Linked DNA regions of Homo sapiens: regions 2, 3, 4, 5, 6 and 7 are each linked to region 1. Evidence: chromatin contacts called from ENCODE Hi-C or POLR2A ChIA-PET data. All regions are on one chromosome and are shown on one strand. Each heading gives the region's core, a stretch centred on a gene start or an enhancer-like site at or near the end of the contact. The rest is flanking DNA. Distances are from core to core; before and after follow the strand shown. Region 1 holds the start of SLC3A2 (solute carrier family 3 member 2). Region 2 holds the start of STIP1 (stress induced phosphoprotein 1). Region 3 overlaps NRXN2 (neurexin 2). Region 4 holds the start of SF1 (splicing factor 1). Region 5 holds the start of CCDC88B (coiled-coil domain containing 88B). Region 6 holds the start of TMEM138 (transmembrane protein 138). Region 7 holds the start of DNAJC4 (DnaJ heat shock protein family (Hsp40) member C4).

Region 1 (3,199 bases), core at 237-2,736:
TTTGGGATTCCCCCCCCCCAAAAAAACCTACTGTTTTACAAGTTTAAAACCACTGGTTTAGTAAATATCTATATTTTGCAAATAAGGGCACTGAAGCCCAGAAGTTAAATGACCTGCTCAAGATTCCACAGCCAAGTAGAAAGCCCCCAGACGACTGGACAAATCCATTTTAGGCTGAAGACTAACAAATCTCCCCTCTACCTGCCCTAGGAAAACTCAGAGCCAGTTAGCAGGAAACCAGACAAAAGTTCTAGCCTACTTTTCCTCTGGCCAAGTCCTTTCTAGCTGTTTCCTTGGGAACCCCAGGATACCCACTCTTTTTTTTAGCCGATTGCAAGAGACTGTCAAAATCTTCCTTGGAGCCAAAATTGGGGTCGATCTGCAGCAAGTCAGTCTGAGCGACATCATCCTTCTGGTTCTTGTGAATTGGACCCAGCACAAGGCCCTTCACCTTCAGAGAGCTCAGGTAATCGAGACGCCCCTTCAGACCTGAAATGGGGGCTGGGTTAACAAGTGAGGCCCCTCTGAGAGGCCCCTGACCTCCCCACCCTCCCTTCTCCCAGCGCCTAAGGGTGGGACGGGGAGGGGGCAAAGGGGGAGAGAGGGAGGCAAGGCTGAATCACGAGACTCAGAGGAGCTGATGTAAGGAGTCCTGCACATTACTTCAGAAACCGGTTGCAACTGGCTTCTGGCGCCGCGGGGAAGGAGGACGCTGAGTCACCCACCCTCGTGACGGAGTGAGGGGCGGGTCGGCTTTCTTCAAAGAAAGGAGGGAAGGACAATGTGCCGGGGAGGGGGTGGGGGAAGGGGGAACAGTCGTCGGTACGGGATGGAGGGAAGAACCATCTAGATCCGTCTGGGGACAGGGGAGGGGGTCGGTGCAAGCCACCAGATTCAACCGGAGGTACCCGGGACGGGGGCGCGCTGCACTCACCCGCCAGGTTGCCCGCGCCGTGGCCCTGGAAGGCCTGAAGGTCGCCGATGCGGTAGAGGGCGCCCGTGTGCCACCACTTCTGCGCCGGTAGCTCGCGACAACGCGGCGCTCGCACGATTATGACCACGGCACCAGCAAGCATGCCGAGCCAGCCGAGCCAGAAGAGCAGCAGCAGTGCCCAGCGGGTGCGTACCCAGCCGGGGCTGCCTGCCACCTTCAGCAGCTCCTCCTTGGACAGGCCCGTGAACTTAGCCGCGGCTGCCGCCTCCGCCTCGTCTTCCGCCACCTTGATCTTCACCAGACCATTCTTCTCGGCTCCCGCCAGGGACATGGCCGCCCCAGACGCCGCGTTCATCGGCTGCTTCTCGGGCTCTAACTCATTCAGCTCCACCTCCTTCATATCCACCTCGGTGTCCTGGCTCATGGTGCCTGCAGAACCGGCGACACGACGCAGCTTGCGGTCAGATGGTGGCTCAACCCCTACCTGGACCCTCGGACCCAGAACGCTCTCCCCGGCCTCTGTGCCTCCGCGCAGTTTCGGCTACTGCATCTGCTCAGCAGCAGGCGCGGCCTCTGGGAAGGGGCAGCGGAGCCCCGCCCCGGCCCGCCCCTTAAGGTGGAACCTCGGGGACTGCCCCAGCCGTGGGCGGCTCAGGGTAGTAAAGTCAGGAACACGCCTCCGACAGTACTTCCTGCATGGTCCAATTTCTCATCTCCAACCTGTCTAACCCTAAAGTTCTTTTCAACCTGATTCTGGGAAGGCCTGGCACGGAGCCACCTTTAAGTGGACTAGGCCTGTGATCCTGCCCCAAATCCCGAGGCCCCTCCAGTGTCCTTTAGGCCTTACCGCCCCCAAACGCCCCTCTTCTTCCATTCCGGCAGGCTAGTGACTACCCCAACACCATCCTCCATTTGCCCCTGGTTCACGGCTCCGGCCGCCGTCTGGTTTTCCCAACTTTGCATGGCTACTTGCACTCTCAGAGGCAGCCAGTCACAACTTCTGCCTTTTCCCCCACCAAGGCTTGCCCTCTCAGGCCTCTGGGACTTGGCGCTAGACCTCTGCTAGACCTCTGCTTCCGTGCACGGCTTACTCCCACTCGTTTTTCAAGACTCATCTTGAATTCATTTCAAGAAATTCCTCATGCAGCAACTATTTATTGTGTACTCACTACAATACTTTGCTTTGTTAACTTTATTGAATTTAACACTAATCCAGCCTTCTTCACAGTACTTTAAAATGAATGGTTTGGGCAGGAAGGTTGAGGTAGACACCCCCCTTCTTATCCTACCCCACCCCCAGCTGCTAGCACCTGGATGTTTGGCAGCTAGGAATCAGACATCCAGAAGAGACTGATAGGGCTGTAATGAACATAACAGAGCTAGGTCTCAGAGGCATCCACCTTTTTTGTGGAATAGACCAGAAGATGCCATGGCCAGACTCTTACCCACCTTGCAGGAACTCCCACAGTTATCCCCAAACTCCCCCAAGGTCCTGTCTCCCTATCACTTCACTATGTTAGGCCTTGGAGGCAGCTGGTACTGCAGAGGCTTTGAAGAAGCCTAGAATTCCCTCCACAGGGTCCTTGGATTGAAGTGGGGCAGAGACAGGGTTCACAGCAGGGAACTACCGGACATCAACACCGTGGGGTGCCAACACTCTCAGGAACTCCTTGTTCCTAAACAGTGCCAGTTGGGCTACTTTCAGAGAGGAGCTGGAGGAAATCGGTTCTTTCTCCCTTTCCCACCTAGGCTGGAAGCCAAGATTGCTGTGTATTTGGAAGAAAGCAAAAGCCAAGATCTGAAGTAATAGCATAGAGAAAAGGGTCACCCTCTGCTAGTCCCCTCTGCAACCCCAGGCATCCAACCCCATCCCCACCCTAGGAACAAGGGGTGCACGGGGCAGCCCCTGGGAGAAGGCAAGCAAGTGGGTTCAGACCAGTGCTCAAAGATAATAAGAGATCCAAGGTGCCCTGCATGTGCCAGATAAGAAGTGCCAACCAGAGGTTCTGAATGGACTATATCTCGAGCACAAAAGCTCAAGGCTGGGCGCAGTGTGACTCATGCCTGTCACCTAGCCCTTTAGGAGGCCAAGGAGGGAGGATTCCTTGAGGCCAGGAGTTTAAGACCAGACGGGGCAACATAGTGAGACTCCATTTCTAAATAAATAAAAAAATAAATTTTAAAATTATCTGGGCCTGGCTGGGTGTGGTGGCTCACACCTGTAATCCCACCTACTAATCCCTGTAATCCCACTTCTCATGCTGT
Region 2 (3,499 bases), core at 650-3,149, 1.3 Mb before region 1:
CAGCCGAGATCCTTTTTTTTTTTTTTTTTTTTGAGACGGAGTCTCGCTCTGTGGCCCAGGCTGGAGGGAGACGGAGTCTCGCTCTATGGCCCAGGCTGGAGTGCAGTGGCGCAATCTCGGCTCACTGCAAGCTGCCCCCAGGGTTCACGTCATTCTCCTGCCTCAGCCTCCCGAGTAGCTGGGACTACAGGCTCCCGCCACCACGCCCGGCTAATTTTTCTTCTGTATTTTTAGTAGAGACGGGGTTTCACTGTGCTAGCCAGGATGGTCTCGATCTCCTGACCTCGTGATCCGCCTGCCTCGGCCTCCCAAAGTGCTGGGATTACAGGCTGAGCCACGGTGCCCGGCCCCAGATCCTTTCTTAAAGGTAAAAGAGCAACGTCTTATTCCAGAAATCTTTTCCTCACCTATACTACAGCCCATTTAACCCTAGATACAACTGAAATATTATATGGGCACAAAAAAGTTTACTAACTTCATTTCCACTCTTTTTAATACAGCAAGGAAGCTCGAGCTTTGCCTAAAGCAGCAACTGCTACAAGAGACCAAAGGCTCAGCTCTGTAGCTCACACCAAAAAAAGGATGGTAGTCACTAGTCCATCGAGATGTCTTATTTAAGGGGAGAGTGTGGGCGATCTTAGTTTTATGGCCCTGAAGTAAGAACCAGATACCAGGTATAGTTTCAGAATTGTCACCCCCAAGTGTTATGGGCCCGGAGCGAAGACAGTAGTACTCCCGAGCGGGAGGATGATTTCTCGGAGGTTGGTAGAGGTTTCTTGGAGGTTGTTTTGTCCTTTTTCTTCCGATGAATCATTACAGCTCAATGACAGCTTCAAATCGAACAAAACCTCTAGGCCTTTCATAACCGCAAGCTACTGAGGACATAACCAAGTCACTGAAAGGAAGCAGCAACCGCTTCAAACTCGGCCCCTCAAATGCTCAGTAGAGGCCCATAACTTCCAGCGGTTGATCTCTGTAAATTGTCTACAACCACCCCCGGGTCGTCAGAAACCCATCTTTCAGACCCACCTTTCGGAAGTGTTGGTCCTCGGTCACTCGACAATCACACACACAAGCATACAAAAAGAGGGGGAGGGGCCGCAATACATTTGTAAAACACTGTCAGAGATGGAATTCGTCCCAAGGACTTTTGCGGCACCCTTCCCTTTCCCGCATCAGGTAGAGTCGGTCTGTCGCTCCTCAGACCCCCGCTCAACGCTCTCCCACCCTGACCTTCTCAGATGTAGAAGAGTAACATTTGCCCCAACTGCATCCCAGGCTGCTAAGATCCTCGGCTACTCCCAGTGTATCCCCGTCCCCGCTCCCTGGATCCGTCCAAGTTCCTCGTGGCTAAGTCCCGAGCGGTTTCTCCGTCGGCCGTCTGAGATCTCCCGGAGGGCTACCTCGCGGGTGCGGACCCCGGCCCCCGGCCCACCTCCACCCCGCCCCCTGCGGCCCGCACCCTCCCCAACATGGCCCGCAGCCGCCCCCTCGGGACGCCTTCAGGGCCCGGTCGCGACCCCTCTTCCCGCCGCCGGCCGGACTCACCCAAGCTGTGGCCTCCGCCGGGCCCTCCTCGCCCAACCAGGGGGCGATGGGCGCTCCCCGCGGCCGGCCTCGCTAAAGATCCCGCTCCCGCCCGCCGCCCGCGGCCCTCACCTCCCCGCCGCCGCCCCGTCCGGCCCCAGCGCCGAGCTCCGGTCTCCTGGATCCGGCGCCCGCCCCGCCCCCCTACCGCGGCCTGGCCACCGCCGGTCCCCGAGCAGGCTCGGGGCCTCAGCCCGCCCCTCCCCCTTCACCTGCTCCATAGCGCAGCGCGGTCCGGAACCCCGTTGAATCGAATCCGTCCGCTCCGCGTTCCCAACCGCACGCGCCGCCTTCTGGAACCTACTAGAAGCTACCGGGACCCCGGCTCCCGCCCCTTCCTCGCCTGCTCACTGGTCGAGTTCTTCTAGGGGGAATGTCTGTGCTGCTCTACTATTGGCTTGAGGTCCAGCCCATCATCTCCACTTCCTTCTCATTGGACAGCGGGGAGTAATTCCCTCAACCCTGCCTCCCCCGCACCTCAGGATTGGGCGCTCCTCTATAAACCCACCCATCTCAGGCTCCACGAATGGAGGGAGGAGCGAACTTCTGCGACACGGATTGGTCTTTTGCACTGCCAATCGTAGCCGCGCTGGCCGCGCCCATTGGTTCTGATCGTTCTGGAAATTTCCACCTCTCCCATTGGGCTGCCGGACTCCATGTCGGAACCGCCTTCAGAATGAGAGCGATTCCAATTGGGCGGAGGGTTGCCAACTCTTTGCGCTGATTGGTTTAAATCGCTGCCCTTCAAAAGGCCGGGTTTCGCCCCGCCCCTGATATATGGGAGTACCGGCTGCAGTCGGGGTCTGTAGCTGTGTCGCCGGCGGCTGCGGGGCCTCTGGGTTGCTTTCCCTCTCGCTCCCGAGTGCCGCGAGTTCCAGGCGGTCCCCGGGATCGCCAGCGGCACAGGGCCCCAGCCCTTCGCCCGCGCATCGGGATGGGGGTCCTAGCCGGTGGGAGCTGCCTGTCCCTCGAGCGCCAGCTACCCGCGTTGTCCAGCGCTCCGGCCTCGGCCCGGCCCTCCTGCCTCCTGGCTGTTAGGTTCTGAATGTTCCGGAAATGCCACGTGACCGCGAGGGCGCTTGGGCTTGGGCTGGACAGGCCGGGGATCTCACCGCGGCGGGCCCGGCTGTCCCGCTTGGGCGTCCTCAGTGGAACCGCACACCCTTTCTCAGCGCGCCGGTCGTTTGGTCCTGTAGGGCCGAGGGGAATTCGTGCGGTGTTGAGCACGCGGGAAGCACTTAACGAAAGGGAGCTGCCCCTCAGCCCTCGTGAGTCCGATGTAAAGGAGTGAAGGAGACGAAGAACTGAATCAGTAGTTGACCGCCTGTGAGCTGGCGAGCTGTGCCCTGGTAGGGCCTTAAATCCCAGCCCCAGAAGTCGGAGGCAGGGCAGGCACCCCAAAGCGTGGAAGAGATGCACCTGCGGAGTGAAAATGCTGCTATTGCTTCTAGGGTCAGCCTTGGTTCCTGGAACAAAGGAGCCGCATGACTCGGGTCTGGCGATGATGTTGGGCTCTGCAGTGTCCTCATCCTTCCCCCTCTCTGGGTAATGATATCTTCCCAGGGTTTAAAGTGTGTCCTCTCTGCCAGTAGCTTGTCTCCACAGCCTCATCTTTAATTCCACCTGCCCCACCCATTTTGGACACTGCAGCCAAGTTGCAGCAGATCCGCAAACCTGGTAATCCCTCACTTGAAAGTGCTGGAGGCTTTAGGATGGGGTTCAGGGCCTGTGCAATCTAACCGCCTGCTTTTTTTTTTTTTTTTTTTTTTTTTTTTTTGAGACGGAGTCGAATCTCACTGTCTCCCAGGCTGGAGTGCAGTGGCGCCATCACAGCTCATTGCAGCCTCAACCTCCTGAGCTCAAGCCATCCTCCCACCTCAGCCTCCCAAGTACCTGGGGTTACAGGCAAGCA
Region 3 (3,123 bases), core at 55-2,554, 1.8 Mb before region 1:
CAGGTATCTTTTTATGTGGCAGTTGTTCAGGCTGATCCCTAGGAAGTATCTGTTTCTTTGTTAAGGCAACCAGGCAGCACGGCAACCCCAATTTAACCATCAAATTCTGGAAGCCTGCTAGGTGCCCAGTCCAGGGAAATTCTGATTGGGAGCTGTGGCCAGCACAGGGCCTTTAAGCCTGCTTGGGGGCTCTAGCTCCTTTTTCTGTACTGAGGCTGCCTTTCTTAAGACAATCTCTTTCCTAAGAAGTTTACAAGCCACTATAACAAGTCCTCAAGGAACTCCAGTGGGTGCCAAGCACTGGGGCTATGGAGTCCCATTTCCATTCTTTAGTCTGCTCTTCTGTTTGCCTGGATTTCCGCCATCCTTGTCCTCTCCCCAATGACTTGGTGTGTCTCTTTCGTCTGACTCTTGAAAAAGCAGCCAGGCCATGCACACTGGAAGTCTCCTTGAACACCCCAGGTGAACCTGGTCACTTCCACACTTTGTCCACACTTCCACTAGAAGGCTCATCACACTGTATCATAACTGTCACTTTACCTGTTTGCTTCCCCAACTAGACCAAGCTCCTTGAGGCCAGGGATTGGATATTTTTGTTCCTATGCCCCCGGTGCTTCACACAGCTCTTGGCACATAAGTAGCTGTGTGCTCAGCAAATTTATTTTATATGAGCCAATGGGCTCTGTTACTAAGGGGCTGATTGATGTTCTAACACCTACAATAAAGTGTGGTCCATGCAAAGTACATGAAAAGTGCAGACTCTTTTCAGAGGAGTTAATTTATTCATTGAGGCCAGGCACGGTGGCTCATGCCTGTAATCCCAGCACTATGAGAGGCCGAGGTGGGAGGATCACTTGAGGCCAGGAGTTCAAAACCAGCCTGGCAACATGGTGAGACTCCATTAAAAAAAAAAAAATCATTGAGAAAGAGAGGGAGACACAGAGAGAGGCAGGACACTAGCAGAAAGTTACCAACTGGCATGAGTCGTTTATTTGTGGGATGCTTTATGGTTGAGGAAGCTGGACCCCACCCTTTCTCTTTCTGAGGTGCCCACAGCAGCCTGTGCAGTTCCTGATGATCAGCTCCATTTTCCAGACGGGGAAGCTGGGACTTAGAGCCCAGCTTTGTGACCAGCGAAGGTCACAAAGCTGGTGGTGGAGCCAGCACTAGCGCCCAGGTCTTCTTTCTCACATCACATTTCCTCTCCAGGGAGCAGTACAAGATGTTATTAGGCAGTAAGTGCCAAGTGAGCAGAACAGACAGCTGTAGAGCTCGAGAGTAGGGAGGGCGGAGGGGGGCGCTGGAGACCTTCCCAGAGGAGGTCTGGGAGCTGGGCCTGGAAAGAAGGCAGCTGCTTTGTCCCTCATGCATGGTTCTCAGAAATGCAGGACCACAACAACTAGTCTCTAGCCACATTCACTGGGGACACTTGTAGGGCTACAGACTCCCCAACTGTGGGAGATAAACGAGCATCAGCTATTATCTTCCTTTCTCGGTCCGGAGCAATTAGGGGCGGTAATTGTGCAAGCGCTGCTGGGAGTTGTAGTTCCCAGTCGCGCCAGACCGGCGAGATAGGGGAGAGCGCCCCCTGGTGCTTCAGGGCTTGTTCAGCCCAGATCTTGTTTGTGCTCTGCTGAGCCCCTCCGCCGCCCCTACAGGCTCACCCCAGTAGAATCCCTCCACCAGTCCCTTGAAGTCATGCTCCGACCTCCCCTACTCAGGTTCTCTCTCTCTCTCCTCACCATCTTCGGGTTTTCTTTCCACACTTGCTCATCTCTTTTTCTGTCCCTCTTCTCGAAGGCTTTCAGGTTCTCTTTGGCTGCTCCTCAGGCCTCTTGGCGTCTCTGGGCTGACCCAGGTCTCCGGTGGTAAAGGGACTGGAGCCCGTGGAGGCGCAGGCTCCAGAGTAGCTAGCTTTGCCACCCACCCCAGGAGACTGGAGGCAGGGCTGAGGAGTCGAGAAATGGCCTCGTTTCTCCACTTGGCCTTGGCAGCCACTGTCCAGCCCCAGACCCGCCTCTTTCCTTTTTGCTGGCCTCTTGTTCTGTCCCAATCACTTACTCACATGGTTGCCTTATTCTTTTCTTTCTTTCTGTTTGACTCTCTTTAATGATACTTTCTTTGACTGCAGTGAAGGTGAGGGAGTGGGAGGAATGGCTTCTGGGTGGGACTAGTACATGTGGCAAAACCAAGGTCAAACATTCCTTTTTCTGGTCCTTGAGCCCCCTGGTTCTCCTAGTGCCTGGGCAGCAGGCTTCGTTGCTATGGAAACAGCAAGGCCCCAGAAAGCCTTGGCTTCTGTTCCCTAGAGGTCCCTGTCCACTTTCGTTGCTGGCTCTCTTCCCATCTCCTGTACCTGTTCCCGCAGGGCTTGCTCCTTTTCTTTATCCAGATAGCCGCGCTCATCCCTTCTTGCTCCCTCACAGCCCTGAGCCGTCTTCATTTCTTGTCTGTCTCTGCGATGGTTCTCCTTTTCCTGGCTCTGCCCCACCTCCCTCCTTCCCTCCTCCTTGCCACTCTTCCCCGCCTTACCCTCTTGTCTCTGCTGGGGTCCTCACTTTTGCTTTCTGGCCCTCCCCGCTGGTACCATAAGTAGACAGAGGAAGGGATTCAGACTGTCCCGATGTTGCCCAGGCCCCCACCAGCCTTGCTGCCCTGTGGCCTCAGGAAACCGGGCCTTGCCAGCTGCAGTGAGTGCTGTGCCAGGCTCTGGGGCAGCAGCTGGTGCCTTGGCATCCGGAGGCAGTGAGGACAGAGGCTGTGGGCAGCCTGCCTAGAGAGAGAGAAGCAGGCTGTGTGTGGAGGGGAGGGGATCTGCAGAATCTGCACTCCGAAACTCCCCCCCCGCCACCACCCCACTGCCTCAACACATAGCACTGCTGCTGAGCCCTGCCTCCACCAGGGGAAGGCAAGTGCTTCCTGGTGGCCCTGGATGCACCCTGGCATTGTGCCTGTTCTTGCTTGGGCATTGGGAGCATCTATTGAGAATTCCTGCATTTGGTTAGCTCGGCCTCTTCATAAAGACCCTCACGGCCAGTGTTGTTTGCCCTGCACCTGTCCAGTGAGGTAGGCAGGGCCAGCTGTGTGCCACTGCTTAATGGCCAGAAGTGAGCCACTGGTAGA
Region 4 (3,554 bases), core at 980-3,479, 1.9 Mb before region 1:
AGGTTTTTGTCCCATGTTTAATTCTCTCCAATAATTGTACAGAACAAGAAAAACAAGCAGGTCTAATTTATTATCTCAGAAAAAATTATAACCATACATGGCTGAGATCACAGTCACCTCTCTCTCCAGGTTTCAAGTGTTGTGGGGGTTCCAACATCTTTTCTATTTATTTTAAAAAACCACAGCAGAGGGGTTGTGCACCCTTTCATATTTCTTGGCTATTTGGATTTGTTCTTCTGAGACATGTCCATTCCTATTTTTTGCTCATTTTCTATTGTTTTTGCCTTTTTTCTAATTAGTTTTTAAGATGTATTTGTATATTACAGGTATTGGCTCTTTATCATGTATGGCAAATATTTTTTCCTCATCTATCATTGTCTCTTGACTTTTATCAGTGTTAATTTTCGGGGTAATCAAGTATATCTTTTTACAGTTTGAGGTTCCTGTCTTTGCAGTCTCTCAACCCCTAGAATACCCTTATAGTCTCCTAAATTATATTCTAAATGTTTTGTTGTTTAAATTTAAGATTCTACGCCATTTATCAACGAAATCATCTTTTCCTGATTGAAATAAAATACTACATTTGTGGTATTTCCGGATTCTGTTGCACTAATGTGTCTTTCCTACCAACAATATCATATTGTTTTATTATTGTGGTTTTTTGTTTTTGAGACGGAGTCTCATGCTGTTGCCCAGGCTGGAGTACAGTGGTGCGATCTCAGCTCACTACACCTCCGCCTCCTGGGTTCAAGCAATTCTCCTGCCTCAGCCTCCTGAGAAGCTGGGATTATAGGCGTCTGCCACCACGCTCGGCTAATTTTTGTACTTTTAGTAGAGACGGGGGTTTCACCGTGTTGGTCAGGTTGGTCTCGAACTCCTGACCTCAGGTGATCCCCCCGCCTTGGCCTCCCAGTGCCTTGGCACTGGCCTATTGTGTTTTATATACTATGTTTGTCATCTGGAAAGGCAAGCTCCTGCTCCGTCTTGTAAAGTTTTCCCAGTACTGTAGTAGTTATTTTTATTTTTATTTTTGACAGTCTCGCTCTGTCACCCAGGCTGAAGTGCAGTGGCCCCATCTCGGCTCACTGCAACCTCCGCCTCCCGGGTTCAAGCGATTCTCTTGCCTCATCCTCCTGGGAAGCTGGGATTGCAGGAGTGCACCACTACACCCAACTAATTTTTGTATTTTTCGTAGAGACGGGGTTTCGCCATGTTGGTCAGGCTGGTCTCGACCTTCTGACCTTGTGATTCGCCCGCCTCGGCCTGTCAAAGTGCTGGGATTACAGGCGTGAGCCACCGCGCCCGGCCGTAGTTATTGTTTTATACGATTTTAAGATCATTTAATTAAATCCTCTGAACTCCGTGGAGATTCCAATAGAAGTGTGTATTTGTAATTTTTGAACTGACAACCTTCTGTTACCTTTCATCTAATATGTTGTTGCATCAGTTCAAATACTGTTTTAAATCCTTCGATAAGTCGTCTCTATTCGTAGCTTTTTGGGTCACTTTTTTTTTTTTTTTTTTTTTCCAAAAAAACAGGAAGTCTTTTTACCTGCAGCGTCAACTGAGCCGGTTTTCCGGCGCGCGCCAGCCCCTCCCCTGCTCCCGCCCCAAGGTTCTGCGTTACCATGGGAACAAAGGTTGACGTCACTTAGGGCTTCCTTGCTGGACCCAAGGGTCGATGGTGAAGGGAGACGGGTGGAGAGGCGGTTTTGCTCCATCTACGCATGCGCACTTCCTGCTCCAGGACTCCCCCGCCGTAAATCTCGTTCCGGCTGGGCCTTTTCCGCCGCGACTCTCGCTTAATCCCGGAGAAACTGCCCCCTGGGGGAGGGGAGTAGAAAAAGGCTGGAACCAGCGACAGCCAATCCCGCGACACTACAACGCAGGCGAGATTGATTGAGTCCACCACCGCAGCCAATGAGAGAGCTCGCCGTCGCTCCGTCATAGAGTTCGCCCCACCCCATCCCCTCCTTTCTGGACTCGGAGCTCAGTTCACGCAGTAACAAATGAAGTGCGCGCTGCGACACCTCCCAGCCCACCGAACTCCGCCGCCATTTCCTCGCTTGGCCTAACGGTTCGGCCAATCCCAGCGCGCATCAAGAAGGACTGAGGCTCCGCCAATCGGAGGCCGCCGATTTCGACCCTTCGCCTCGGCCCGGCCCAATCCAGGCCCCGGCCCCGCCGCCCCCGGCCCGCCCCCGCGGTGCCCTCTCTCCTCCCTCTTTGTGCGTCTCGCGCCGCCGCCGCCCGCCGCGTGAGAGGACGGGCTCCGCGCGCTCCGGCAGCGCATTCGGGTCCCCTCCCCCCGGGAGGCTTGCGAAGGAGAAGCCGCCGCAGAGGAAAAGCAGGTGCCGGTGCCTGTCCCCGGGGGCGCCATGGCGACCGGAGCGAACGCCACGCCGTTGGGTAAGCTGGGCCCCCCCGGGCTGCCCCCGCTCCCCGGGCCCAAAGGAGGCTTCGAGCCGGGCCCTCCGCCTGCACCCGGGCCTGGGGCGGGGCTGCTGGCTCCCGGGCCGCCGCCGCCCCCGCCCGTGGGCTCGATGGGGGCCCTGACCGCGGCCTTCCCCTTCGCGGCGCTGCCTCCGCCGCCTCCGCCGCCGCCCCCTCCGCCTCCCCAGCAGCCGCCGCCGCCTCCACCGCCACCGTCCCCCGGCGCCTCGTACCCGCCGCCGCAGCCGCCCCCTCCGCCGCCGCTCTACCAGCGCGTGTCGCCGCCGCAGCCGCCGCCACCCCAGCCGCCGCGTAAGGACCAGCAGCCGGGCCCGGCCGGCGGCGGAGGAGGTGAGTCGGGCCGAGAGAGCGCGAGAGGCGTCGCGCGGACGGGCCCGGCCGCCTGAGGGGCGCGCGGCGGCGGCGACGGCGGCTGCACGCGGCAGGGGCGCGCGTGCGCGCACGGGGAGGCCCGGGCGGAGGCGCCCCTGGGCGCGCGCGGCCTGGTTCTAGGGCCTCGAGTGCGCACGCGCGCTGTGGGGGGAGGGCTGGGCGGGCGGGAGGCGCTCTGTGCGCAGACGCAGTGAGGTGGCCGGGCTGTGCGGCGCAACTGTATAGACTGGGGGCCCACTATTGCTGTCCAGTCCGCTGGTGTCGGGAACAGGGGTGGCGGGTGTTCAGCGCTGGACGGGGTGCTAGCTGTGAATGCCAGCAGGGCGTGAAAGCCTCACCTGATGACGTGCAGCGACTCCCTTCTGGTCTTGAGGAACCAGAATGGGAACCGTACCAAGGATAGCTCCTCTGCTTCTACAGCAAGGCAGGGTTTTCATCCGGGAGAGGTTGGCATGCTTCAGATGATGGTTGGGTCTGATCTTTCTTGGTCTCTTTTGGGGAGAGAATTTTAGTTTGTTTTTTTTTTTAAATCTGTTCAGTATGTTTAGATCTCAGTCTGATCGGCTGCCCTGTCGCTTTGTTTTAAAAAGCTTTTCCCTCTGATCCTGTACCCCTTGGGAAATAGAAGGACTCTTTTGTGGCAAATGTAGGGAGTTTCTGCCTATGTACGGGGAAAGGAGAACTTGGCTGCTATTGTATAGGTTGTTGAATTTTTGATAGATCCTTTT
Region 5 (3,319 bases), core at 155-2,654, 1.5 Mb before region 1:
CTGGGTCACCTGGGGCGCAGGAAGAGCAGTTCAGTGGAAGCCGCGGTGTGGCAAGGGCGTCCCAGGTGCCATACCAGTCTGGGCTGCCGAACCGTCTCAGTACCTCCTGGATGGCAGCGGCCAGCTCGCTCTGGACCTCGAGACTGAGGCCCTGGATGTGGCGGATGAAGAGTTCCCGGTGCTCACACTGAGGGGAGACAGGAAGGGGAGCTGGTGCAGGATCTCCCTCCTCTACCGCCAAAGCTCGACCCTAACCTTTCCTTCCCACCGCCGGCTCACCTGTACTGACGCTCCCAACAGTAGCCGAAGAACGCCTTCCAGCTGCTCCACCGCTTCTTCTGCAAGGCACATGCCACAAGGGGTTAACTGGGGCGGGGAAGGTAGAGTAGTGCGGGGGCAGAGGCAGGAGGGTGTGGGTGGGGAGAGCACCTGAGAGAGGGTCAAATCCCAATGTCTGGAGGTCTGGGGGTGGCGACAGGATCAGCAGCTGCAGCTCCTCCTGGAGGCAGAGAGGCAGACTATATGAGGCGCCTTCCCGAAGGGGCTCCTCTTCCCCTCCTGTCTCCGCCTTTCCCTCGAGACCCCTTACCTGGTAGAAGTCCCTCAGTCGGCCCCACAGGTGGTTCAGGTTCCACACTCGCCAGGCAGCAGGTCCGTCAAGGCCTCTGAGCATCCGAGGTCCCCCTCGGGAGCTGGGGGCACTATGAGCCGGAGGTGGGCTCGAGGACCCGCCTCCCGTCAACAGGCCTCGCCCACCGTCCCTCAGGCCCCGCCCACTGAGCATCAGGCTCCGCCCACCCGCTTCCCCTCCTCTCAGATCCTTCCCCGCCACCGCCCCGGCCCGATGCCCCTTACATGATGCCCAGCACCCGGAGGAGCAGGGCCCCATCGCTGAGGCGCAGGAATCTCTTCTCCAACCAAAGGGGCGGCTCTTCCTCCTCTTCCTCTTCTTCCCCCTCCGAGTCCTCCGCCTCCCCGACCAGCCCGGCCAGTCCCAGCGCCTGTGAGGAGCCCAGAGGGGTCAGCCGACCAGCAGAGTGAACCCTGAGCCCCTCCGACCTGCCCCAGTGAGCCCAAGCACCCCTTCTCACCCGTCCTCTGAGTGCCTCTGTCCCCTCTTCCCTCACCACAGCCCCCCACACCATATCTCCATCCCCCACATTTGAACCCAGCCCTCCCCTCCGGCCTGGTTCTGCCTCACCCTCCCCCGGCCAGCGCCAACACCAGCCCCTGGCTGGGGCTCACTTCCCCTCCCCAACCCGCTGCCACCTGCCCCCTCACCCAGGTAGCCAGACTCCCACTCAGGAAGTCTCTGAGCCTGGGCCCCTTGCCCCCCTCCATGCCCGGGTCGGGGTGCCCGTCTCACTGTGGCAGCTGCACCTGCCCTGAGAGGAAGAGGAAGTCCCCGAGTGGGGGATCCCGGGGCCAGCCACAGACACCCTGTGCAGCTTCCTCCTTCCGGGTGCAGGCGGGCCTGGGCAGTCTGAGTCCTACCTCAGCCCCCACCTCACCTCCCTGCATCCTCCTAGCATCTCTGCAGGGCTAGCCCAGAGGTTGGCGGCGGAAGGCCCACAGCTCCCCTGGCTCCATGGGCAATGACCGAACAGCCCTTCACCTCTCTGGGCCTTGTTTTCTCAAACTGAAACTGGAGAGGATGACCCCAGCCTGGGACCTTCGAGGGCCTCAAAAGGGCTCTGGGCCTTGCGTGGTGAGTTTGGTCACCCACACACCCATCTTCCCAAATGCCAGGCTTCACTCACTACAGCGTTCTTTCTTTTCCCTTCAGTATTTCTCAAAGTTACCCAAACCACATCCCCTGGGAAGCCTGGTTCAGATGCTCCTCCAAGAAGCCTCCCTTGAACCCCAGATAGAAGGGAGCATCATTCCTGTGACCTCACCCCACCCCATCCTCTATACACTCGAGACTGTTGTAGCCATACTAGGTGCTATGAAGGGGAGGGGATTTGACCTCGGCAGGATGATCAGGGAAGGCATCCTGGAGTACGCATGAGATCAGGGATGGCTGGGTTAACAGGGCAAAGTGGAAAGGAAGGGAGGGTATTCCAGGCAGCAGGAACAGAATGTGCAACTGCTCTGAGGCAGCTGGAAGCATGGTCAGCAAAAAGATTGGAAATTATGCATGTTTTATCTATTCCAAGATGCTTAATGTTCACGTTTCACTTTTTGTTTTGTTTTGTTTTTAAGAGACAGAGTCTGAATCTGTGACCTAGTCTGGAGTGCAGTTGCAAGATCACAACTCGCTGCAACTTCAACCTCCTGGGCTTAAGCAATTCTCCTACTTCAGCCTTCTGAGTAACTGGGACTACGGGTGTGTGCCACCACACCTGGCTAATTATTTTGCTTGTTTTTTGTACAGACAGAGTCTTGCTGTGTTGCCCGGGCTGGTCTCGAACTCCTGGGCTCAAGTGATCCTCCCGCCTTGGCCTCCTGAAGGGCTGAGATGACGGCATGAGCTGCCTCACGCAGCCCCCATTCTACACCTCTGAAGTGAGTTTACATGGTACAGTTGCTGTCTGGCTAGCTGCCGTCCCAACATCACTGTCAGGACCCACACCTGAAAAGCACCAGCATCAAATCCTTCAGAAGAGTGTCAGCAGCTTGGAAGAAATCCTAGAGGCAAGCAGAACCCTTTTTAGCCCTGGGACTCAAATGGTGGGAAACCCCAGGGGAAGGGAACCAGGCTTGTCAGTGACACTCCCTTTTTTTTTTTTTTTTTTTTTTTGGTGAGACGGAGTCTCGCTGTGTCTGTCGCCTAGGCTGGAGTGTAATGGTGCAATTTCGGGTCACTGCAACCTCCGTCTCCCGGGTTCAAGCAATTCTCCTGCCTCAGCCACCTGAGTAGCTGGGATTATAGGCACCTGCCACCACGCCCAGATGCTTTTTTGTGTTTTTAGTAGAGACAGGGTTTCACCATGTTGGCCAGGCTGGTCTCGAACTCCTGACCTCAGGCAATCCACCCACCTCGGCCTCTGAAAGTGCTGGGATTACAGGTGTGAGCCACCACGCCCGGCCTGTCAGTGACACTCCTAGAGCAGAGTGAAAACTCGGCTCCACTTCATCTGCACAATTGTAAAGCTGGCTTAAGAGCGCCTGGCTGTTTTATGGAATGTTTGGAGCAGTACTGCTCTCCGTAGAACTCTCAAGGACTCAGAGAAGGAGGTGGCAGGCAGACACAGACATCACGACTCTCAGACCAAAAATGATTCAAACAAGTTGGACTCTAAATGTGAAGGAGTTTTCTGAACATGGTAACCAATTTATTTTGCTTCTATTATCCTTTTTATGTGTGCATGAGAAT
Region 6 (3,543 bases), core at 108-2,607, 1.5 Mb after region 1:
ACTAAGCTGTCTCTTACATAATTGATAGACTAGTATTTAACTAGGCAGGAAAAATGCCAGCAAAGAAGTGTGAAGTGCCCTAGGCAGAAAAAGCAGAGAGGAAACAGGGGTCTCCTGGAAAGCTTTATCTTTAGGGTTATGGTTGCAACACAGTGGCAGTTGTTTCTTTTCATCTATTCCAAGACCCACAAGTTGCTCTGGGGGTGTCCTATGACCCGCTGCTGTGCCAAATCTATAAAGAAATTTCAAAATGCTCTGGAGTGTTAGCGATTAAATTAGCATCGGTAAAATGTTTTGCAATTTATAAGCTCTTTTCATATTTCTAACCTTACGTAATCCTACAACCATCTTGAGAAGTAGCCATTACAATGTATATTATCCCCATTTTACACAGAGGCTCCGGAAGGTTAAGGCACCTCCTCCACCTCAGCTGGTGAAGTCCCACCTTATTGGACATATGTTCGCGGTTTCCTCATTCATTAAATTTTAGAGAGAGAGAGAGTGTCTCGCTCTGTCGCCAGGCTGGAGTGCAGTGGCATGATCTTGGCTCACTGCAACCTCCGCCTCTCGGGTTCAAGCGATTCTCCTGCCTCAGCCTCCCAAGTAGCTGGGACTACAGGTGCGTGCCACCACGCCTGGCTAATTTTTTGTATTTTTAGTAGAGACGGGGTTTCACCATGTTAGCCAGGATGGTCTCGATCTCCTGACCTCGTGATCCTCCCGCCTCGGCCTCCCAAAGTGCTGGGATTACAGGCGTGAGCCACTGCGCCCGGCCGCATTAAATAACACTGATAGCTACTACCTAGGTACTCACACCACGATAAACTTGTCAACCAAGATCGTTTCCTTTAATCCTCCCTACAAGTCTGCAAGGTGGGAATTATTCCTATTCTACAGGAAAGGACACAGAAGTCAGAGCTCAAGGCATTCCTCCAGGTCTCAAGTCAGCAGAACCCGGCTTCATAACTGTGACGCCAAACCCGTGCTCTTAACCACTACTCATAGGCCACCATCCAGGGCTGTTTTGAGGATCCGTTATGCAGAAACGCCCATGCCTGTCTCTACGTACGACGATCCCCTCCAGTTTAGGGCAGTGGAGACTCACAAGCTCATGAAGCTCTTTAATTCGTCCACCGCTACCTGCCGCCTTCCCTTTGTACCTAGGGCAGTATTCCTCACGCTTCCCAATCCACTTAAAAACGAGGCTTCCTTGGCAAACAACAACAAAGCATAAAACCCAAGCCCAAAACAACAGCACCAAAAATTCTGACTTCTGGTCACTTAACCCACTCCTCGTCAATCACTCTCACCTCCAAACTCCAACGTCGGTTGTCATGCGGACATCGTCCCGGCTTCCGGAAGCCGGCTTTAAATTCCGGAAGTAAATGGAGGAGGCGGGCCCCGTCTGCGCCGTGCGGCCTGCTAGTCCCCGGCTTTCTCTTCCCGCTCTATGGCCAGTCTGGCCGCCATGTTGGAGCTTTCGCTGTTCGGGGCCCGGCCTGCTCCGGGCCCTCCCAGCGTCGCCGCTAGCTGACTTAGGGCTCCCGCCCACACTGCGCACGGCCTTGCTGAGGGCCGGCTCGTAGTGGGAGGCTTCGCGTTCACCTGAACATTTCCGCCTCCTCTGGATGGGGGATGAGAGGCGGGGCTGATGCATCGCAGCAGTCCTGGACCCTGACTTCGGACTTGGAGAAGAAACGCCGAGGAGGAACGGGAGTTAGGGGGTTAGCAGCTTGGCGCGCTGGGAGCCGGCCACCCCTGGTCTCCGGACTTCACTTCCCAGGAGGCCTCGCGCGCGACTGGAAGTGCTGCGAGCCTATAAGAAGGCGAGGCGGCACCCGCCGCTCTGCTCTGGGGCGGCATTGCCAGCCGGCTGTAGGCATTCAGGGCAGTGTCTTCTGCATCTCCTAGGAACCTCGGGAGCGGCAGCTCCGGCGCCTGGTAGCGAGAGGCGGGTTCCGGAGATCCCGGCCTCACTTCGTCCCACTGTGGTTAGGGGTGAGAAGGATCCCGGGGCTGGGAGTTCAGGGACCTGGGTTCGAATGCTGGTTCCGCTGCTATCTCGCTTCGCACTGTCGCGATCCCCTTGCTCGGCCTCAATTTTCTCTTTTAGAAAGTGGGCACCTTTCTCCGCGCTCTTCCTTCCAACGCGGTGGTTATAAAGGCACGAAAGCTCTTCAGAGGACGCAGAAAGCACCTGGAGCTCCTCACCCCAATTTTCACCCATTGTTAGCTGGCACGAGCACCCAGCAGAGGAGTCAGGGATCACCCCTCGGGTGCCTGGAACGGTTCTTTGGACACCTGAGCCGGACCTAGGCACAGCCTGAAGTCGGGGTCTATAATTATTCCGGTGCTAAGGGGTAACTTGTTCACCTACCTCCTTGGCAGGAATATTGAGCCCTTCACTCCTCATGTTCCGACTTTAACAGAAGCTACCTTTGAGAATAAGGAATCCTCAGAGCTGAGAGGGAGTGGACCCGAATTCCTGTACCAGCTCGGCCACTTACCTTGGCTAAGTCATTTTCTTGTTTTGGGCCCCAGTGTCACAGTGTTTTTGATTTGTAAGATGAGGGTTTAGGGCTTGTATCCTAAATCTGGTCCTCAAGATTCTTGAAGTCCCCCAGTCCATCGGGGAGGGAGAGCAACAAACTGATTTTCTACCCCTTCATTTATTTGTAGTTCTAAATTATAAAAGTAACACTGCAAGAGTTTGGAGTAGAGCCTTTTTCTTTTTCTTTCTTTTTTTTTTTTCTGAGACAGAGTCTCACTCTGTCGCCCAGGCTGGAATGCAGTGGCACGATCTCGGCTCACTGCAACCTCCGCCTCCCGGGTTCAAGCGATTCCCCTGCCTCAGCCTCCCAAGTAGCTGGGATTACAGGCGCCCGCTACCGCGCCCGGCTAATTTTTGTATTTTTAGTAGAGACGGGGTTTCTCCATGTTGGTCAGGCTGGTCTCGAACTCCTGACCTCATGTGATCCGCCCGCCTCGGCTTCCCAAAGTGCTGGGATTACAGGCGTGAGCTACCGCGCCCAGCCTGCGTAGAGCCTTTTTCTAAGACTAAGGGCTGGATGGGAACTAGCATTTCTTACCCCTGGATGTGACCTGTTTTAGCTCAGCCGGGAGAATCCTTTTTCGCAAGAAGTTAATAATATCTTGTGACGTGAAAATTATGTGAAACTCAGACTTCAGTGTCCATAAATAAATATTACTGGAACACAGCCGTGGTGCTCATTTGTTAAGATGTTTATGTGGCTGCTCTTGCATGGGCAGAGTTGATGACATAGTTGTGACAGACCATGTGCTCTACAAAGCCTAGAATATTTACTACCTGGACCTTTACAGAAGAGCTTGCTGACTGCTCCCTTAGAATGGGGCTCTGCAAAGTGAGCACACCCTGGGATCACAGCCCAGCCTGCCCTTAGAACAAATGAGAGGATATTTTCAAGCATTTGCATTGCAGTTTTCACGGTTTTTTTGTTTTGTTTTGTTTTTGAGACAGAGTCTAGCTCTGTCGCCCAGGCTAGAGTGCAGTGGTGCGATCTC
Region 7 (3,424 bases), core at 1-2,500, 1.3 Mb before region 1:
CACCCTTCAACTCAGCCACCAGGAGCTGACAGGGCTGAAACAGGTCCCAGGACAGATCTGTCTCCAGATCAGCACCCCCTTTGGAGTGTTTCAGGCATAGTGCAGGTCAGGATTTCTCAAAGTGGAGTCCAAAAACTTGTTGGAAAAAACTGATTCCTGGACAGGCGCGGTGGCTCACGCCTGTAATCCAGCATTTTGGGAGGCCGAGGAGGGCGGATCACCTGAGGTCGGGAGTTCAAGACCAGCCTGACTAACATGGAGAAACCCTGTCTCTCCTAAAAATACAAAATTAGCCGGGCGTGGTGGTGCATGCCCGTAATCCCAGCTACTCGGGAGGCTGAGGCAGGAGAATCGCTTGAACCCGGGAGGCGGAGGTTGTGGTGAGCCGAGATTGCTCCATTGCACTCCAGCCTGGGCAACGAGCGAAACTCCATCTCAAAAAAAAAAAAAAAAAAGGAAAAAGAGAAAGAAACTGATTCCTGACCCCCACCCAATTGATTCCTCCAGTTCAGAATCTCCAGAGCAGAGCCCAGGAATCTGGATTTTGTACCCGACACCTCCCCATCTCCCACCCCCCACAGAGGGTTATGCACAGTGATACAGCGATGCTTGGAAACCACTAGAGCTGTGGTAAGAGCGTTGGGTTTGACCTGGACTCAAACTTCCTCCTCTGCCGCTTAAATCGGTGTATGACCTTGGGGGTCTTCTCTATCTCTGATCCTCAGCAGGGAAGGCGAGGGTTACCTGAGACAAACCTGGGAGCCTCCTGACACGGAGTAGAGACCACAACTAACTCAGCACGTAGGGCAAACAGAAACCCATTGAACAACCGGGCCGGCCCCCCGCGCCCAACTCACCGCTGCCCGGCGGCCGCTCCGAGGAGCCGGGAGGGAGGGTTGCGGGGCCACAGCCGGCACAGGCGCAGGGGCAGTAAGGGCGGCATGGCGGCGGGCGGGCAGCTGGGAAAGGAGGCTACCAAGAGCGCATTGGACCAGGATGGGGCTAGACTTCAAGCACCCGGGGGCAGAGGGAAGGGGCCTGGCCCGTTGTTCTGCAAAGGAAGACTGAAGCAGGCCCGGAGAGGGGGCGGTTCTTGCCCAGGACCAGACCCGCGTGTCCTTGGACCTGCCCCTTCCTCTGACCCGGGCATCCGCAGCCCTTCCCAGCGCTGGCTTCGGGGTCTGGCCACCCAGCCAGGGACCCCAAGACCCCGTTCCCACCCAGGGAACTTGGGGACGGGAGAAGGAGGGGCCACAACCAGGCCCCGCCCCCGCTGCTCACAGACCCGCGGCCGTCGCCATTTCCTGCGTCTATTCAGGCCCCGCCCTCACATTCTCATTGGCGTGGATGCCAAGACCACGTCCACCTGTCAGGAAAAAAAAAAAAATCGGTGGAGACCCCGCCCCTACATGTCTATTGGCCTTTGGTGCCTCCGGTCCCCCAGCCTGCGGACTCGCTGGACAGGCGCGGGCGCCCACCTGGGGAGCGGGCGGGACAGAGCCCGCTCTCTGCGGCTTTGTGACGTTTTCGGCCCGGCCACCGTGTCTCCGTTCCGCTGTTGCTCCCCTCTGCAGCGAGGTATATCTTACGGAGCTGCTTCCGCCCCGGAGCCTCTCTGGAGCCAGCAAAGAAAGGGAGGCACAGTTCTTATCCCCTGCTTGCAGAGGGGGACACAGGCTGGGCGGGTTTTTTTTTTTTTTTTTCCCAAGTCACTTGTCCTGCCTTACACACTCAGGGCCCATTGCTCCTCTCTGTTACAGAAATAGCAGATGCCAACGGAATCCAAGAATAAAGTCGTTTATTATTTTCAGAGCGGCGGGAGTAGGGCTGGGGACCCTAGGGCCGCTCCAGTGGGACTTCCCTGAACCCGGTTGTAGAGGATGATGGCGCCTTTGGCCGAGGGGCAGAGTTCAGCCCACATCTCCGTCTCGAGCAATCTCTGCACGTTCTGTGGGGAGACAACGAGACCCAGGCATTCAAGCTTGCCACTTCTCCTGCCAGGGCTGTGCCCAGAATTCCTGAGCCTCAGAGACCTCTGCACTGTCCTTAGGGAGGCATGTTAAGGGGCTGAACATGTCCCTGGACCTTTCCCTTGCACTGAGGGCAAATCTTGTGACTCTGGAGGGAATTGTGACCCAGCCAACACCTCCCCTACAAGATATGCATTGCCAGGCCTCTGCAGGCCCCAGCCCTGGCCTCCAAGCAAGATGGTTTGTCACTCTGCACCTGTGTCTCCACAAAGAAGATTCCTGTAGACTCGTGGGCCTCGGGTCCCCCACTCAGGTAGTGCTTCCTCACCTGCTCAGAAGTCAGGCTGCACCTGGACAAGAACACAAGGGTGGCTTAGTGGGTGACCAGCCCCTGCGGGGTACCTGTGGAGCCACAGCTGCCTCAGCCCACTCCTCACCACCCACCTTCCCAAGACCCAGGATCATGTACCCGAGCCTACTCACTGGACATAGAACTCGGCACTGGCTCGGCCAGCACTGGTCTCATTTCGGGCGATGCCCAACAGCAGGGGCTGGCTCAGGGTGAGCAGCGGCAGGTTCACCTGCGGTGGAGGGTGGGGTGGGGGGAGGTCCCACCTATCAATGCCACTGCCCACATCCCTGCCCGTCTCAATGAAAAACCGCCTGTTACCTGTGTACAGCATTTTATAGCTTGTAGATCAAGGACCCAGCATTACAGAATGTCAGATGATGGGCATGTTTGTTTTACAGGTACACCAAAACCAGAGAGATTGAACACGTTGCCCAAGGTCACCCAAGAGAAGTCAATTTAGTGACTGGGACTCCCACTTACTCCTTTTTCTTTTTTTCTTTTTTTGAGATGGAGTCTCGCTCTGTCGCCCAGGCTGGAGTACAGTGGCACGATCTCAGCTCACTGCAACCTCTGCCTCCCAGGTTAAAGTGATTCTCCTGCCTCAGCCTCCTGAGTAGCTGGGATTACAGGTGCACGCCACAACGCCTGGCTAATTTTTTGTATTTTTAGTAGAGATGGGGTTTCTCCATGTTGGCCAGGCTGGTCTCGAACTCCTGACCTCAGGTGATCCGCTGGCCTTGGCCTCCCAAAGTGCTGGGATTACAGGTGTGAGCCACCACACCCTGCCACACTTACTCCTTTTTCTTTTTTTTGAGACGGAGTCTCGCTTTGTCGCCCAGGCTGAAGTGCAGTGGCGCGATTTCGGCTCACTGCAACCTCCGCCTCCCGGGTTCACGCCATTCTCCTGCCTCAGCCTCCTGAGTAGCTGGGACTACAGGTGCCCGCCACCACGCCCGGCTAACTTTTGGTATTTTTAGTAAAGTCAGGGTTTCACCGTGTTAGCCAGGATGGTCTTGATCTCCTGACCTTGTGATCTGCCCACCTCAGCCTCCCAAAGTGCTGGGATTACAGGCATGAGCCACGGCGCCCGGCCACTTACTCC

What was found. A loop is a pair of places that touch in the nucleus more often than their neighbours do. ChIA-PET counts read pairs that join two places held with the same protein, here RNA polymerase II (POLR2A). Pooled maps may share reads with other maps.
Region 2: a loop to region 1 is called in a pooled map, with 9 times the contacts of the local background. The contact joins the promoter of STIP1 here to the promoter of SLC3A2 in region 1. A Hi-C loop is called at or near these places in 1 of 168 maps with a recorded cell type or tissue (posterior vena cava), 2 of 37 single-sample maps with no recorded cell type and 11 of 50 pooled maps. POLR2A ChIA-PET finds 5 or more read pairs at or near these places in 4 of 52 experiments (activated CD4-positive, alpha-beta T cell, activated CD4-positive, alpha-beta memory T cell, activated T-cell and 1 more).
Region 3: a loop to region 1 is called in a map of transverse colon, with 21 times the contacts of the local background. The contact joins the enhancer-like site here to the promoter of SLC3A2 in region 1. A Hi-C loop is called at or near these places in 1 of 168 maps with a recorded cell type or tissue (transverse colon) and 1 of 50 pooled maps. POLR2A ChIA-PET finds 5 or more read pairs at or near these places in 2 of 52 experiments (WTC11 and activated naive CD8-positive, alpha-beta T cell).
Region 4: a loop to region 1 is called in a pooled map, with 15 times the contacts of the local background. The contact joins the promoter of SF1 here to the promoter of SLC3A2 in region 1. A Hi-C loop is called at or near these places in 6 of 50 pooled maps. POLR2A ChIA-PET finds 5 or more read pairs at or near these places in 2 of 52 experiments (CD4-positive, alpha-beta T cell and WTC11).
Region 5: a pooled map shows a loop between it and region 1 (5-fold over the local background). The contact joins the promoter of CCDC88B here to the promoter of SLC3A2 in region 1. A Hi-C loop is called at or near these places in 5 of 50 pooled maps. POLR2A ChIA-PET finds 5 or more read pairs at or near these places in 2 of 52 experiments (A673 and T-cell).
Region 6: a loop to region 1 is called in a pooled map, with 6 times the contacts of the local background. The contact joins the promoter of TMEM138 here to the promoter of SLC3A2 in region 1. A Hi-C loop is called at or near these places in 6 of 50 pooled maps. POLR2A ChIA-PET finds 5 or more read pairs at or near these places in 3 of 52 experiments (Panc1, activated B cell and activated T-cell).
Region 7: a loop to region 1 is called in a pooled map, with 4 times the contacts of the local background. The contact joins the promoter of DNAJC4 here to the promoter of SLC3A2 in region 1. A Hi-C loop is called at or near these places in 7 of 50 pooled maps. POLR2A ChIA-PET finds 5 or more read pairs at or near these places in 2 of 52 experiments (A673 and activated naive CD8-positive, alpha-beta T cell).

Annotation. Positions count from the first base shown.
Region 1 is chr11:62,879,183-62,882,381 of GRCh38, reverse strand. It overlaps SLC3A2 (solute carrier family 3 member 2), which reads right to left and starts at 1,486. Exons shown (of 9, transcript NM_001013251.3): 1 at 935-1,486; 2 at 316-489. The coding sequence starts at 1,358. RefSeq lists enhancers at 495-774, 11-1,210, 1,195-1,464, 854-1,745, 2,115-2,164.
Region 2 is chr11:64,184,571-64,188,069 of GRCh38, reverse strand. It overlaps STIP1 (stress induced phosphoprotein 1), which reads right to left and starts at 1,899. Exons shown (of 14, transcript NM_006819.3): 1 at 1,800-1,899. The coding sequence starts at 1,808. It overlaps LOC124902686 (a long non-coding RNA gene), which reads left to right and starts at 2,389. Exons shown (of 2, transcript XR_007062712.1): 1 at 2,389-3,499. RefSeq lists silencers at 1,687-1,746, 2,447-2,586 and enhancers at 2,707-2,776, 3,400-3,499.
Region 3 is chr11:64,687,037-64,690,159 of GRCh38, reverse strand. All of the region lies in intron 5 of NRXN2 (neurexin 2), which reads left to right. Among named protein-coding and RNA genes, the nearest start is that of NRXN2, 35 kb to the left of the region's middle. RefSeq lists enhancers at 1,211-1,260, 1,400-2,320. Within about 2 kb of position 1,304, at least 25 of the 41 ENCODE cell types and tissues checked have a DNase peak (open chromatin) inside an H3K27ac peak, as active enhancers do; they include transverse colon, where a contact is called at or near this core.
Region 4 is chr11:64,777,217-64,780,770 of GRCh38, reverse strand. SF1 (splicing factor 1) reads left to right here and starts at 2,229. Exons shown (of 13, transcript NM_004630.4): 1 at 2,229-2,409. The coding sequence starts at 2,379. RefSeq lists enhancers at 1,765-1,874, 1,851-2,452 and silencers at 2,115-2,514, 2,775-3,084.
Region 5 is chr11:64,338,289-64,341,607 of GRCh38, reverse strand. CCDC88B (coiled-coil domain containing 88B) reads right to left here and starts at 1,404. Exons shown (of 27, transcript NM_032251.6): 1 at 1,282-1,404; 2 at 856-1,001; 3 at 590-701; 4 at 430-499; 5 at 280-338; 6 at 104-187; 7 at 1-9. The coding sequence starts at 1,341. LOC102723878 (a long non-coding RNA gene) reads left to right here and starts at 816. Exons shown (of 4, transcript NR_188518.1): 1 at 816-1,067; 2 at 1,530-1,708. RefSeq lists silencers at 716-765, 786-865.
Region 6 is chr11:61,360,188-61,363,730 of GRCh38, reverse strand. TMEM138 (transmembrane protein 138) reads right to left here and starts at 1,357. Exons shown (of 5, transcript NM_016464.5): 1 at 1,311-1,357. It overlaps CYB561A3 (cytochrome b561 family member A3), which reads left to right and starts at 1,849. Exons shown (of 7, transcript NM_153611.6): 1 at 1,849-1,998. RefSeq lists enhancers at 1,339-1,828, 1,239-1,960, 2,079-2,298.
Region 7 is chr11:64,228,374-64,231,797 of GRCh38, reverse strand. It overlaps DNAJC4 (DnaJ heat shock protein family (Hsp40) member C4), which reads right to left and starts at 1,250. Exons shown (of 6, transcript NM_005528.4): 1 at 858-1,250. The coding sequence starts at 943. It overlaps NUDT22 (nudix hydrolase 22), which reads right to left. Exons shown (of 6, transcript NM_032344.4): 4 at 2,454-2,551; 5 at 2,227-2,320; 6 at 1,782-1,948. The coding sequence ends at 1,808. LOC124902687 (a long non-coding RNA gene) reads left to right here and starts at 428. Exons shown (of 2, transcript XR_007062713.1): 1 at 428-630; 2 at 1,761-2,652. RefSeq lists a silencer at 850-909.